2 separate regions of the Homo sapiens genome follow, and region 1 is linked to region 2. A link is a contact called in ENCODE Hi-C or POLR2A ChIA-PET data. All regions are on one chromosome and are shown on one strand. The core of a region is the stretch at or near the end of the contact, and the rest is flanking DNA. Distances in the headings are between cores, read along the strand shown.

The links. A loop is a pair of places that touch in the nucleus more often than their neighbours do. ChIA-PET counts read pairs that join two places held with the same protein, here RNA polymerase II (POLR2A). Pooled maps may share reads with other maps.
Region 1: a map with no recorded cell type shows a loop between it and region 2 (5-fold over the local background). The contact joins two enhancer-like sites. A Hi-C loop is called at or near these places in 2 of 37 single-sample maps with no recorded cell type and 2 of 50 pooled maps. POLR2A ChIA-PET finds 5 or more read pairs at or near these places in 1 of 52 experiments (H1).

What each region holds. Positions count from the first base shown.
Region 1 is chr1:153,844,769-153,852,386 of GRCh38, reverse strand. All of the region lies in intron 1 of GATAD2B (GATA zinc finger domain containing 2B), which reads left to right. It also overlaps the pseudogene LOC645965. Among named protein-coding and RNA genes, the nearest start is that of SLC27A3, 73 kb to the right of the region's middle. Within about 2 kb of position 2,871, at least 3 of the 41 ENCODE cell types and tissues checked have a DNase peak (open chromatin) inside an H3K27ac peak, as active enhancers do.
Region 2 is chr1:150,567,368-150,575,161 of GRCh38, reverse strand. It overlaps ADAMTSL4-AS1 (ADAMTSL4 antisense RNA 1), which reads left to right and starts at 610. Exons shown (of 4, transcript NR_104133.1): 1 at 610-1,038; 2 at 1,341-1,503. MCL1 (MCL1 apoptosis regulator, BCL2 family member) reads left to right here. Exons shown (of 3, transcript NM_021960.5): 3 at 1-604. It also overlaps the pseudogene RN7SL600P. RefSeq lists enhancers at 6,642-7,353, 7,455-7,794, 7,354-7,794. Within about 2 kb of position 6,486, at least 37 of the 41 ENCODE cell types and tissues checked have a DNase peak (open chromatin) inside an H3K27ac peak, as active enhancers do.

The sequences.
Region 1 (7,618 bases), core at 1,622-4,121, 3.3 Mb before region 2:
CAGGCCAAGCATATGAGGGTGATGGCAGGCGACATCTACTCAGTGTTCTGCAATGCTGCCTCCTTTGAGGAAGTGTCTGACAGCCTCCACTTCTAGCAAGGGGCAGCTGCAGAAAATGAAGGAATCTTTAGATGACTTGATGGATTTCTTGTTAACAACATGCCCCTCAACTGGCTGGTAGGTCCCTTTCACCCTCAACTGACTGAGTCTCAGAATGCTTAGGACCAAAGTGCAGAGATGGACAAGAGCAGCCAGGAGGCCCAGCGATCTGAGCACAAAACTCATTAAACTTGCCCCTGTCACCAGTGAATGATGCGGCCAGCCAGTTAACACCTTTCGTTATGTTGAAATTAACCCTGCTAGGCAACCCTAAATTGGGAAGCAAGTAGCTAGTAAAAAGGCCCTCAATTATAGTTATTTCCAGCTGGATTAAGAGCTTTAAAGTTTCTGGCTTTAGCAGATGATTTCTGTTCACCTGGTAAGAAAAGAATGCTAGGCTTGTTAGAGCCTAGCCAGAACTCACAAAAAATTCAAGTGCACTTATGTTCTCATTCTGTGGCCATTGTGTTACCCTCTGTTACTGTTTGTGTTGAATAAAAACATCTTCATGCGGGCTGGGGTAGAAACTGGTGTCTGCTCTGGTATGATCTGAGCAGGCCTCTTTACTGATTTATCTCATGATGATTGCTTGTACAACTTGATTTTAGTTTTTTATTTCTCAAATAGGAATACTACCTTTGAATTCAATATAATTCACTGTAAGATTAAAAAAAAAATGGACAAAGGACCTGAATAGACATTCTCCAAAGAAGACATAAAAGTGGCCAAGTATATGAAAAATTGCTCAACATTGCTAATCATCAGAGAAGTACACATCAAAACCACAATGAAATATCATCACTTCACACCTGTCAATGTCAAGATGGCTATTTTTTTTAAGTGGCAAGGGAGTGAAGAAATTGGAACCCTTGCACACTGTTGGTGGGAATGCAAAATGGTACAAGCGGCCACTATGGAAAACAGTATGGAGGTTCCTTGACATATTAAATATAGAACTACCAGATGGTCTAGCAATCATGCTTCTAGATATTTATCCAAAATAAAATCAGGATCCCAAAGAGTGACAACATGGATGAAGCTTGAGGACATTATGCTAAGGGAAATAATACAGTCACAGAAAGATAAATAACTATGTGAGTCTACTTATGTGAGGTATCTAGTCAGATTCATAGGTTGACAGAGTCAAATGGTGGTTGCCAAAGGCTGAGGGGGAGGAGAAATTGGGGAGTTGCTAAACAATGTATGTAAAATTAATGTCAAACGGGAAAAAGCTCTAGAGATCTGCCATACAACACTGTACCTATAGTCAACATTAATGTATTGTACACTTGAAAATTTGTTAAGAGGGTAGATCTTGTGTTAAGTGTTTTTACCACAATAAAACAAAAAAAAACTTTTTTTTTTTTGAGGTGGAGTCTTGCTCTGTCACCCAGGCTGTAGTGTAGTGGCGCGTTCCCGGCTCACTGCAACCTCCGCCTCCTAGGTTCAAGCGATTCTCCTGCCGCAGCCTCCTGAGTAGCTGAGATTATAGGCGCACACCACCACGCCTGGCTAATTTTTGTTTATTTAGTAGAGACGAAGTTTCACTATGTTGGCCAGGCTGGTCTCAAACTCCTTCACCTCAAGCAATCCGCCTGCGTAGGCCTCCCAAAGTGCTGGGATTACAGGTGTGAGCCACCGCACCTGGCCAACAAACAATTTTTTAAAAATTAAGTATGGGCTTATTAGGCTGAGCGCAGTGGCTCACACCTGTAATCCCAGCATTTTGGGAGGCTGATGTGGGCGGATCACTTGAGGTCAGGAGTTCGAGACCACCCTCGCCAACATAGTGATACCTGGTCTCTACTGAAAATACAAAAATTAGCTGGGTATGGTGGCGGATGCCTGTAATCCCAGCTACTCAGGAGGCTGAGGCAGGAGGATCACTTGAACCCGGGAGGTGAAGGCTGCAGTGAGCCAAGTTTGTGCCACTGCATTGCAGCCTGGGCAACAGAGTGAGACTCTGTCCTAAAAAGGAAAAATAATTAAGTATGGGCTTATTTGTGTGGGTTTAAATTATTATCACCAGCTTGGTCTGAGATCCCCAAACTGGGAAATGAATATAAAAAAATTATTCAGGACCCTGTATAATACCCTTGGGGTAACCAGCGGAAGCATATGTAAAGCTACTCTGGAGGAACAGATCCACAGTTTAAGCCACACAGGATTCTAACAGATAAAATCCCACTGAATAACCCACTTGATTGTGACAAGGCTCATAATCAAAAGTGACAAAAAATAAGAAAACAGCTCATTTACCATGAATAAGAGTCACAGATACACTACCTCTCAGGACTAGATCTCCAGTTCATTGACTATAGACCATAGAATAAGTGCATTTAAAAGGATTAAATACAGCCAGGCATGGTAGCTCATGCCTGTAATCCCAGCACTTTGGGAGGCCAAGCCAGGCGGATCACCTGAGGTCAGGAGTTCAAGACCAGCCTGGCCAACATGGTGAGACCTAACCTCTGCTAAAAATACAAAACATTAGCTGGGTGAGGTGGCACATGTCTGTAATCCCAGCTACTCAGGAGGCTGAGGCAGGAGAATCGCTTGAAACCGGAAGGAGGGGGTTGCAGTGAGCCAAGATCACGCCACTGTACTGCAGCCTGGGTGAAAGAGTGAAACTGTCTCAAAAAAAGAAAAAACAAGGTCAAATTTAAAATATATTTGGAAGGTAATGCTGATAGAGTTTACAGATAGAATGCATGTGGGTATGAGAAAGAGGAACTAAGAATGACTCCAAGTGTTTGGTTTGAATAGTGGTGTCATTTGCTAAGATGTGTAACAGTAGGGGAAGAAACAATTTTGGACATAAGATTATAAAATGCCTGTTAGATATCTGCTATCTTGTGAATGTTTGTCCCTCCAAAATTCATGTTGAAATTTAATTGACATTGTAATAATATTAAGAAGTGGGACCTTTAAGAAGTGATTAAGTTGTTAGGGCTTTACCCTCATGGGTGGGATTAATGTTGTTATAAAAGGGCACCCTCTCTTTGCCATCTGCTATGTTATTAGATGGCAAGAAGGTCTTCACCACATGCCAGTACCTTGATGTTAGGCTTCCCAACTTCTGGAACTGTGTGCCAATAAATAGCCAATAAACTTCTGGTCATTATAAAGTGCCCAAAGCTGGGTACGGTGACATACACCCATAGCCCCAGCTACCTGGGATGCTGAGGTGGGAGGATCATTTGAGCTCAAGGAGTTTGGCAACATGGAGAGACTCCATCTCTAAACAAAACAAAACAGAACACACACACCCACATACCCCTATATAAATTACCCAGTCTGGGGGAGGGGGGGGGTTTGTTTGTTTTTTGCTTTGTTTTGAGATGAGTCTCGCTGTTGCCCAGGCCAGAGTGCAGTGGCGCGATATTGGCTCACTGCAACCTCTGCCTCCCGGGTTCAAGCAGTTCTCTGCCTCAGCCTTCTGAGTAGCTGGGATTACAGGCACCCACCACCACACCTGGCTAATTTTTTTGTACTTTCAGTAGGGACGGGGTTTCACCATCTTGACCAGGCTGTTCTTGAACTCCTGACCTCATGATCCACCCGCCTCGGCCTCCCAAAGTGCTTGAAGTACAGGCGTTAGCCACCATGCATAATGGACTAAGACAACACCCAAATGGAGATGTTAGGCAATTGACTACATGAAGAGAGTTTCGGAGGAGAATGACAGCTAGGAATATCAATTTGAGAATTAGTATATAAATGCTATTTAAAACCATGGGAACACTTCATTTTTACAGTTAGAAGGTGGAAAGATGAGTAGAAACTAGTGAAGACTAAGAATAAAGGATCATGAGTGTAGAATAAGACCCAGAGATGTGAAGTCCCAAAAGCCAAGTGAAGAAAGCAGTTCAAGAAGGAAGGAAGATTGAGTTGATAAAATGCTGCTGAAAGTTCAAATAAGATAAGGATTGGTAAATAATTATTGGACTTGGCAACATGAAGGTAATTAGTGACCTGGAAAAAATAATCTCTTTATATTGAGGGAATAAAACCTGAACTGAAGTGGTTTTAAGCCAGAAGAAAGAGACAATGAGTATAGGTAACTCTTGAGGAATTTTGCTGTAGAAGGGTTCAGGGACATGGGGCAGTGACTGGAATACGACAGGAAGTCATGGGAAGAATTTTCTAAGGTGTAAGAAATACTATACCAAGTTGGTATGGTGAGGGGATGATTCTCAACACTGGCTAAATAATAGAACTAACTGGGGAATTTATTAAAGGATAGCTGCATGAGTTCAATGGCAGACTGATTAAATCAAATCTTTGGGAATTGGACCATGGTATCAGTATGTTTGTTTGTTTTACAGTTACTCAGATGATTCTAATATGCATCCAAAGTTGATCTGCTTTGGAGCAGATCAGTCAAATTAACTCGTTATATAAGTTAAACAGTATATCCAACACAGTTGAAAATTAGGAACAATAGAAATTACACAGAATGCAGCATAGATATATTAAAAATGGAAAATATGAAAAAAAGAGATGAGACATGGACAGTAGAATGAGATGGTCCAAGATATATCTCATAGGAGTTCTAGGGAAGGGTAGAGAAAATGGAGAGTAGCAACATTCAAAGAGATAATAGCAGAAAATTTCACAGAATTTCTAAGTATATGAATCTTCAAGGAAAAAAAAAATAGTGAATCCTGAAAGAATAACACTAAAGACAAAGATCTTATGAAAGCAGCCAAATAGATTACTGTGAAGGAATGAAAATTAGGCCGGGCTCAGTGATTCATGCCTGTAATCTCAGTGCTTTGGGAGGCCTAAAGAGGAGGATCACTTGAGTTCAGGAGTGAGGCTGCAGTAAGCTATGATTTTACCAGTGCGCTTCAGGCTGGGTGATAGAGGGAGACTCCATCTCAAAAAGATGTGGTCTTTTTTACTTATCTACAGAAGTGTGTCTAGTTTCTCAGCTGTAAGCATTCAGAGGTCAGGGACTAAATACAATAATTAAGTACAATGTTGCAAAAATACTGACATTAAAAATAGAAGTTCCAGGCCAGGCACAGTAGGTCAGACCTGTAATCCCAGCACTTTGGGAGGCTGAGGCAGGCGGATCACTTGAGGCCAGGAGTTCAAGACCAGCCTGGCCAACATGGCGAAACCCTGTCTCCACTAAAAATACAAAAACTAGCCAGGTGTGGTGGTGCACGTCTGTAGGCTCAGTTACTTGGGAGGCTGAGGCACAAGAATCACTTAAAACCAGGAAGCAGAGGTTGCAGTGAGCCAGGAGATTGTGCCATCGCACTCCAACCTGGGTGACAGAGCAATACTCCGTCAAAATAAAATAAAATAGCTTTGACTGTATGTAACACACTAATCATGACTAATTCGTTGGAACTAAAAATGAGATAGGACTGAAATAAAAAATAAGAATTTAATAGAAGGCATAAAAGAGCAAGAAGGGCCAGGTGCGGTGGCTCACGCCTGTAATCCCAGCACTTGGGGAGGCCGCAGCAGGTGGATCACGAGGTCAGAAGTTCGAGACCAGCCTGGCCAACCTGGTGAAACCCCGTCTCTACTAAAAATACAAAAATTAGCCAGGAGTGGTGGCGGATGCCTGTAATCCCAGCTACTCGGGAGGCTGAGGCAGAGAATTGCTTGAACCCAGGAGGCGGAGATTGCAGTGAGCCGAGATCGCGCGACTGCATTCCAGCCTGGGCGACAGAGTGAGACTCCATCTCAAAAAAAAAAAAAAAAAAAAAAGAACGCAAAGAACAAGAAGGGGTTGGACACGGTGGCTAATGCCTGTAATCCTAGCACTTTAGGAGGCTGAGATGGGAGGATCACTTGAGGCCAGGAGTTCGAGTCCAGCGTGGCCAATATGGTGAAACCCCATCTCTACAAAAAAAATACAAAAAGATTAGCTGGGCACTGGTGGCACACACCTGTAATCCCAGCTACTTTGGAGGCTGAGGCAGAAGAATCACTTGAACCTCGGAGGCAGAGGTTGCAGTGAGTCAGGTTCACACCACTGCACCCCAGCCTGGGTGACAGAGTGAGACTGTCTCAAAACAAACATAGCAAGAAGGAAGCACAGAACAAGCAAGGTAAATAGAACAGAAGATGGTAGAAATAAAACTAAATATGTTAGTGATCATGAGAAGTGTAAACTAGTCAGTTTTTTAGAAATGGTTTAATGGAAAAACAAATTCAGATAAATACTGTCGAAAACATAAAGGTGTAGAAATTGAAATTAACAACGAAAAAAATGTTGTAGGTAAATATTAACCAGAAAGTTAATGTCACCATACTAATATAAGACAAACTTTAAGGCAAAAAAAGTTATTAAGGGAACAGTTTTGGGGCGGGGGGGGGGCGGTAGTTTATAGAGATAGTGTCTTGCTCTATTATCCAGTGGAGTACAATGGTGCAATCATGGTAAACTGCAGTCTCAAACACCAGAGCTTAAACAATCCTTCCACCTCAGCTTCCTGAGTAGCTGGAACTGTGGACGCATGCCACCATGCCTGGTAATTTTTATTTATTTATTTATTTATTTTTTTGAGATAGAGTCTTGCTCTGTCACCCAGGCTTGAGTGCAGTGGTGCAATTGCTCACTGCAGCCTCAACCTCCCAGGCTCAAGCAGTCCTCCCACCTCACCCCCCCTTGCAGCCCCCCGCCAAAGTAGCTGGAACTGTAGGCGTGCACTACCACACCTGGCTAATTTTTTATATTTTATAAATGTGGGGTTTTGTCATGTTGCCCAGGCTGGTCTTGAACTCCTGAGCTCATGGGATCCACCCGTCTCAGCCTCCCAAAGTGCTGGGATTATAGGTGTGAGCCACCACCACGCCCAGCCTAATGTTTTAAATTAATGGTAGAGACAGGCTATCACTATTTTGCATAGGCTGGAATTTTTTTTTTTTTCTTTTTTTTACTGATACAGGGTCTGGCTCTGTTGTCCAGGCAGGAGTTCAGTGGCTTGATCAGGCTCACTGCAGCCTCAGCCTCCTGTGCTTGAGCAATTCTCATTGAACTGTCTTGGCACCCTTGTTGAAAAATCAATTGACCGTAAATATTAGGGTGTATTTCTGAGTTTTTTTCCATTGATCACATATCTGTCTTTAAGCCAGTACCACACTATTGTTATATCCATTGTAGTTTTCATCTCAGACACTGGTTTTCATCTCTAGAAGTTTGATTTGAGTCTTTTTGTACATCTTCCATTTCTCTGCGTAACTTTTTGAAAATATGGAATGCAGTTACAATATTAATATCTGTTTTAAAGTCATTTTAATTCTAACAGAATTAGTTCTGGGTAAATAGATTTCTTCTGATTGATTATTCTTCTCATTAGGGGTCATGTTTTCTTGCCTCTTTGCAAGCCTGTTAATCTTTTTTTTTTTTATTATACTTTAAGTTTTAGGGTACATGTGCACATTGTGCAGGTTAGTTACATATGTATACATGTGCCATGCTGGTGGGCTGCACCCACTAACTCGTCATCTAGCCTTAGGTATATCTCCCAATGCTATCCCTCCCCCCTCCCCC
Region 2 (7,794 bases), core at 5,237-7,736:
AAGGACCTAAAAGCACTTTATGTAGTTTTTAATTAATCTTAAGATCTGGTTACGGTAACTAAAAAAGCCTGTCTGCCAAATCCAGTGGAAACAAGTGCATAGATGTGAATTGGTTTTTAGGGGCCCCACTTCCCAATTCATTAGGTATGACTGTGGAAATACAGACAAGGATCTTAGTTGATATTTTGGGCTTGGGGCAGTGAGGGCTTAGGACACCCCAAGTGGTTTGGGAAAGGAGGAGGGGAGTGGTGGGTTTATAGGGGGAGGAGGAGGCAGGTGGTCTAAGTGCTGACTGGCTACGTAGTTCGGGCAAATCCTCCAAAAGGGAAAGGGAGGATTTGCTTAGAAGGATGGCGCTCCCAGTGACTACTTTTTGACTTCTGTTTGTCTTACGCTTCTCTCAGGGAAAAACATGCAGTCCTCTAGTGTTTCATGTACATTCTGTGGGGGGTGAACACCTTGGTTCTGGTTAAACAGCTGTACTTTTGATAGCTGTGCCAGGAAGGGTTAGGACCAACTACAAATTAATGTTGGTTGTCAAATGTAGTGTGTTTCCCTAACTTTCTGTTTTTCCTGAGAAAAAAAAATAAATCTTTTATTCAAATACAGGGTGTGATATGGGTCTTTTCTCATCGACGCCTCTTTTTCCTTCCCTCTCTTAGGCAAACCTTTTAGAGAAGTCAGCTGAGCAAATATGTACAGGTGAATTCAAAGCAAAAGCCTCACAAAGTTGATTTGCCTTAGAGCAAAGGACAGTTCCTTTCTTCAATTCTAATTAGAGGTGTTGGGTTTTTAATTAAATATATTACTGCTGTACTTAGAGGAGTTCTTAAACCTCCAAGTAAAATCAAAAACCTCTTTAAAATCAAAATTTCTGTCTTGATTTATTTATTTATTATTTTTTTTTTGAGATGGAGTTTTGCTCTTGTTGTCCAGGCTGGAGTGCAATGGCACGATCTCCGCTCACCGCAACCTCCGCCTCCCAGGTTCAAATGATTCTCCTGCCTCAGCCTCCTGAGTAGCTGGGAATACAGGCATGCGCCACCACACCCAGATAATTTTGTATTTTTAGTAGAGATGGGGTTTCTCCGTGTTGGTCAGGCTGGTCTTGAACTCCCGACCTCAGGTGATCTGCCCACCTCTGCCTCCCAGAGTGCCAGGATTACAGGCGTGAGCCATCGCACCCAGCCTCTGTCTTGATTTTTTTGAATCACCAGGTGTTGGTATGTTTTGTTTTGTTTTGTTTTGAGGCACAGTCTCACTCTTTTGCCCAGGCTAGAGTGCAGTGGGGCAATCTCGGCTCACTGCAACCTCAGCCTCCCGAGTAGCTGGGATTACAGGTGCCCGCCACCATGCCCGGCTAATTTTTCTATTTTTGGTAGAGACGGGGTTTTGCCGTGTTGGTCAGGCTGGTCTTGAAGTCCTGACCTCAGTGATCCACTCGCCTCAGCCGAAGTGCTGCGATTACAGACCTGAGCCACTGCGCCCAGCCTTGATCTTGAGGTAAGAGGGTACTGTACAGCAGTTACTCTATCATAACACCTAAATAATACCTAAAGTTAAAGAGTTTTGATGAAGTTCTTGGCAGCAGTGCTTTTCCCCTTCTGCTTTCCAAAAGGAGGTAAAAAGAAGCCAGTCAATTTCAAAAACCCCTATCCTGCTTTTATTTTCAGCTACCTTGAAAGTGAGCTGAATCACCATGGAAATGTGCAAATGTGAGGTTTGCATACTTGGTTTTAAGCCCTGAGCACCATATGCTAATCAGGCAATCAGGATTCTGTGCCTCCCTGCAGTCAGTTGCATTTCTATTTAAAAGTGCATTTTGGTTTGGAAGCCCCTTTCTGGAGCCTAACTACCAAAAGGCAGCAACTTTTTGTATCATTACAAAGAAAGCTGTGTAAGTGCACTCCCAAGCAAAGGTGTGGTAGGAGAGTAGCAGCCACAGAGGACCCAAGCCCAAGTCTTGGCCTGAGTTAAGTTAGTGCTATTGCTCCCATTGACGTGCTATGATGTGAAGCCGTTTCTGGTACAGTGTTCCTTTGCTCAGCACCTTAAAAGCTTGGATTTAATAGTAACTGGGTAACCTTAATCAGTAGTCAGAATTATCAACACTTTGCTTTATTTGACACAACCAGACTTTCTCAGTTCCTGTTCTGTATCTAGAGCAACGTCTTCATACTGTTTTTTCACAAAATTTTTATTTAAAACAGTTGTGACAGCCGAAGGATTTTTTTTTTTTTTTTTACAAAATTAAAATGAAATAACTTGTACAACTGGTGCGTACCATGGCTCCAGCCAGATGCCCAAAGCACTGGCTATTAATTCCTGGAGTTCAGATGGTCAGTTGAGTCTATCCTAGTTTTTTGCTTCACTTGTTCAATCATGGAACTTTCTAGAACGCTGCCACTCTTCAAAGGCTTCTCAATTTCAAATTTGAAAACTTAATTCTCTCCCTCTTAGTTTCAAAGTTGTTACAGTGTTATCTATGTGAAGTATGTGGAAAGTTGGGGGCTGGGGATTTTCCTCCAGGCAGATTAAGAAACAGCTCTCCGGGTCGGGCGCTGTGGCTCAGGCCTGTAATCCCAGCACTTTGGGAGGCTGAGGCAGGAGAATCGCTCGAACCCGGGAGGCGGAGGTTGCAGTGAGCTGAGATCATGCCATTGCACTCCGGGGCCTGGGCGACAGAGCCAGACGCTGTCTCAAAAAAAAAAAAAAAAAAAAGGCACGGTGACTCACACCTGTAATCCCAGCACTTTGGGAGGCCAAGGTGGAGGGATCATGAGGTCAGGAGTTTGAGGCCAGTCTGGCCAATACAGTGAAACCCCATCTCTACTAAAAATAAAAAAAATTAACTGGGCATGGTGGCGGGCGCCTGTAATCCCAGCTACTTGGGAGGCTGAGGCAGGAGAACCACGTGAACCTGGGAGGAACCCCGGAGGTGGAGGTTGCAGTGAGCCGAGATCGTGCCACTGCACTTAAGCCCAGGTGACAGTGTGAGACTCTGTCTCAAACAAAATAAATACCTCTCTAGTGAGGTGGCTCACGCCTGTAATCCCAGCACTTTGGGAGGCCAAGGCGGGCTGATCACTTGAGGACAGAAGTTTGAGACCAGCCTGGCCAACACGGTTAAACGCCACTACTGGTGGCGGGCACTAGTAGTCCCAGCTATTCAGGAGGCTGAGGCAGGAGAATTGCTTGAACCCAGGAGGTGGAGGTTGCAGTGAGCCAAGATCATGCCACTGCACTCCAGTCTGGGTGACAGAGCGAGACTTCCTCTCAAAAAAAAAAAAAAAAAGGCCAGGGGCGGTGGCTTATGCCTGTAATCCCAGCACTTTGGGAGCCCAAGGCGGGCAGATCACCCGAAGTCAGGAATTTGAGACCAGCTTGGCCAACATGGTGAAACCCCGTCTCTACTAAAAATACAAAAATTAGCTGGGTATGGGGTCACGCGCCTGTAGTCCCAGATTGCAGTGAGCCAAAATCACACCACTGCACTCCAGCCTGGCGACAGAGCGAGACTCCATCTCAAAAAAAAACACCTCCGAAAATTTGGTGTCCTTTACTAATAATTCTTGGGAAGTAGAAAAAGGATATACGTAGCAAGCTTTTGTTCCCACACTATACTTGGTTTCTAATTTGCAGTTCCCTTCTTGACCTGCATAGAATAATAGTTATTTTCCATTGGGAAATGAGAAATCTTCAACATTGAGGTAAGTTAGGATTTTTTTTTTTTTAAGAGGTGGGGTCTCACTCTATTGCCCAGGCTGCAGTGCAGTGGGACTATCACGGTTCACTGCAACCTTGAACTCCTGTGCTCAAGCAATACTCCCACCTCAACCTCCAAAGTAGCTGGTACTACAGGTACCTCACCATGCCTTGTGTTTTGTTTTGTTTTGTTCATAGAGATGGGGTCTTGCTATATTGCCCAGGCTTGTCTATTTAGCAGGAGCTCTAGGCAGCCAGATGTTGAGAGTGTCTTCATTTTTCCATTACATGACAGTAGACTGCTTATTATGTATCATGAACTGTTAGATAATGGAATTATAAAGAGATCATTCTTCCCCTTAAGAAACTCAAAAAAAGAGGCCGGGTGCGGTGGCTCACGCCTGTAATCCCAGCACTTTGGGAGGCCAAGGCGGGCGGATCACAATGTCAGGAGTTCAAGGCCCGCCTGGCCAATATGGTGAAGCTCCGTCTCTAGTAAAAATATAAAAATTAGCCAGGTGTGGTGGTGGACTCCTGTAGTCCCAGCTACTTGGGAGGCTGAGGCAGAAGAATTGCTTAAACCCGGGAGGCCGAGGTTGCAGTGAGCTGAGATTGGGCCCCTGCACTCCAGCCTGGGAGACAGAGCAAGACTCTGTCTCAAAAAAAAAGAAAAAAAAAAGAAACTCAAAAAAAGATTGGGGAATAGTTCAAAAGAAACATGACAACTAACTACACATGTCAAAAAGCTATAAAGGACATGGGGACATTTGCGGAAATTTATGGATTGTATGTTACTACTGTATCGATGTTAAATTTCTTGAGTATTATACCTTGTTTTTAGGAGATGCATGCTAAAGAATTTATGCATAACGAATCCCATAATGAGAATGCAAATGTGGCTAGATGTTAAAGTTTGTGATCTAGCTGGGTGCAGTGGCTCATGCCTGTAATCCCAGCACTTTGGGAGGCTAAGGCAGGCAGATTGCTTAAACCCAGGAGTTTGAGACCAGCCCAGGCAATATGGTGAAACTCCATCTCTATAAAACATAAAAAAAATTAGCTTGGCATAGTAGCACGTGCCTGTGGTCCCAGCCACTGGGGAGGCTGAGGTGGGAGAAACGCTTGAGCTTACGAAGTCGAGGTTGCAGTGAGCTGAAATTGTGCCACTGCACTCCAGCCCAGGCAACAGAGTGAGACCCTATCTTAACAAAAAAAGAAACACACACACACACAAAGTTTACAATCTAGTAAGAGTCATAGACATGGACAGAAATAATTAGAAGGCACTGTACAAAGCATTGTAGGGTTGGGAAAAAGCAGGGTGACAACTTCTAGACGTAGAGGGTGGTAAAGAAGGCTTCATAAGAAATGTGAGGTTGGACCTTAAAACATGAGTAACGAGGCTGGGCACGGTGGCTCATACCTGTAATCCCAGCACTTGGAGAGGCTGAGGTGGGTAGATCACCCGAGGTCACCAGTGTGGCCAACATGGTAAAACCCCATCTCTACTAAAAACACAAAAATTTGATGAGCGTGATGGTGCACACCTGTAATCCTAGCTTCTTGGGGGGCTGAGGCCGGAGAATCACTTGAGCCCGGGAGGTGGAGGCTGCAGTGATCCGAGATCATGCCACTGCACTCCAGCCTGGGCAACAGAACGAGACTCAAAAAAAAAGATGAGTAAGAAACACGTACCAAAGCATGGAATTGGGAAAGACCCTCTGGGTGTATGGAGATGGGAGAAGCAGGGATGGACTGTGTAGGTAATTTTCTTATTCCATCTTCCTTCCCTGCCTTCTTTCTCTGCTCGCCGCTCTTGGTCAGTGAATACTGTATGACTTCAGTTTTTCCCATCTCAGGCCTTATATAAAAATATTAGAGCCAGGCGTGGCGGCTCATGCCTGTAATCCCAGCACTTTGGGAGGCCGAGGCAAGCAGATCACCTGAGGTCAGGAGTTCGAGGATAGCCTGGCCAACATGGCGAAACCCCATCTCTACTAAAAATACAAAAAAATTAGCTGGGCGTGGTGGCTTATTCCTGTAGTCCCAGCTACTCGGGAGGCTGAGGCACCAGAATCACTTGAACCCGGGAGGCAGAGGCTGCAGTGAGTCATGATCACGCCACTGCACTCCAGCCTGGGTGACAGAGCGAGACTCCATCTCAAAAAAAAAAAAAAAAAAAATTTGGCCAGGCACAGTTGTACGTACCTATAGTCCCAGATATTCTGGAGGCTAAGGCAGAAGAATCACTTGAGCCCCGGAGTTCAGGGCTATAGTGTGCTACGTTGATCTGGTGTTCACGCTAAGTTCTGCATCAATATGGTGACTTCCTGGGAGTGGGGGACCATCAGGTTGCCCAAGTAGGGGTGAACCTGCCTAGGTTGGAAATAGAGCTGGTTAAAACTCCTGTGCTCCTCAGTAGTAGAATTGCACCTGTGAATAGCCACTGCTCTCCAGCATGGGCAACATAACAAGACCCTGCCTCTTAAGATAAAATTTGGAAAACACTGATAGGAAAAAAAGGCTCTTTGGTCTAAATAAGTCTGGACTGGGTATAAATGACACACAACTGGATGGACTGTGTTTAGGAAGTAGAAAAGACTCAATTGCTTCCTGTATCATGTTAAAGTGGTGACCCTAAACACACAATCTCAGGATCATAGCCATCTTTGGATCTAGACTGAAGGAGTTGGCATTGGCAGGCCTGGTTTGAATAAAGTTGCTCTTTTAAGAGCATCACCTAAGGTAGGTCACTGGAGCCTCACTGGTCCTTCACCCTCTAGGTTTTACATAGTCAGGGAAAGGAACCAAGGTTTTGCCTAAGAGCACTATGCTGTCTGCAGAACAGAATTTTAATAAGAGCTTCCAAAAGTTATTTAACTGGAACCCTAAGATACTGAATGGTGGCTTCCACTCTCCCTGATCCTGTTCCCGTGGGAGACTCAACTATTGCTATTCCCATCCTGATTCAAAAAACCAGTTTGCTCTAGCTGCCCAGACTTCCCCACAGGCTGCATTCTTGCCCATGAGCTCATTGTTTTGGCTTCTTTGCCTGTATAAGTCTACTGCCAGTGCCAGAGGTCTCAGCCCGGGGCCCCCTAACTAGCTGGGGCTGCATTCCATTCAGAATTTCACCACCCCCACTTGGTGTTCTTCCCGCCCTCATGTGGTCACATGTGTATGTTTACTCAAGTTAGCCTGGGACAAGGTGTGCTGGGATAGAGAGCCAAAGAAGCAGAGAAGGAAAAGAATGTTTAACTGTTAGGTTTCATCCTGGATTAGATTTCAGTAAAAATGCTTTCAGTTCTGTGCCCTAAAAAATGTTAATTTTCTTGTCTGGTAGGAGGAGCTGGTTTTGAAAATTTTGCTATACATTTCATAGTCTACCCTACTGGGCTGGTTATGACTCTCAGGTATTCAGATTTGAAGGCGAGAATGCGGTTAATTCTCCCTGGGAAACACCGCATTCACATGCATTTTATTCCTGAAGCTCCTATGCCCAGATCTATCAGGCCTGCCTTTCTCAGCTCACAACGCCATCCTTTAGGTTGCCTGGAGCAGTTCCCACCGTCTCCGGCCCTTGGTGGAAATGGGGGGAGGGGAGACAGCTGGCCTGCTGCAAGGGAGCAGCTGTTCGGTTTCACTGCTTTGTTACTGAACTTTCCTGAGGGGAGGATACCTTGTTTATTTCCTTTTGCATGAGAGCCCAAATCTAAGGAAAGTGGGGCACACACCTCAGGTGAAGGGCTATGGGAAGAGCATTTCTCTTACTTTGCAGAGTTTTGGATTAATACTAGATGCTTAAGCGGTATACTCCTTTCCTCCACCCCCCTCTTCTTCATCTGTAAAAACAAAACCAAAAAACAAAACTGCAGGCTGCGGCTGTGGGAGGTGACTTTTTTTCATTTCTCAGAAATCCCTCATGAGGCAAAGCAGAGAAACAGAAAGAGGGAAACAACTTTGTGTCAAAATGAGGTTGTGTGTGTGTGTTTTGAAATGAGGTGGCTTGTTGTCAGCTTTAAGGAACAACAGCTCTGCAGAGGAGCCTGGTGATGGCGGGGAGGAGTGCTGGGCTACCTGCTTCCTTGC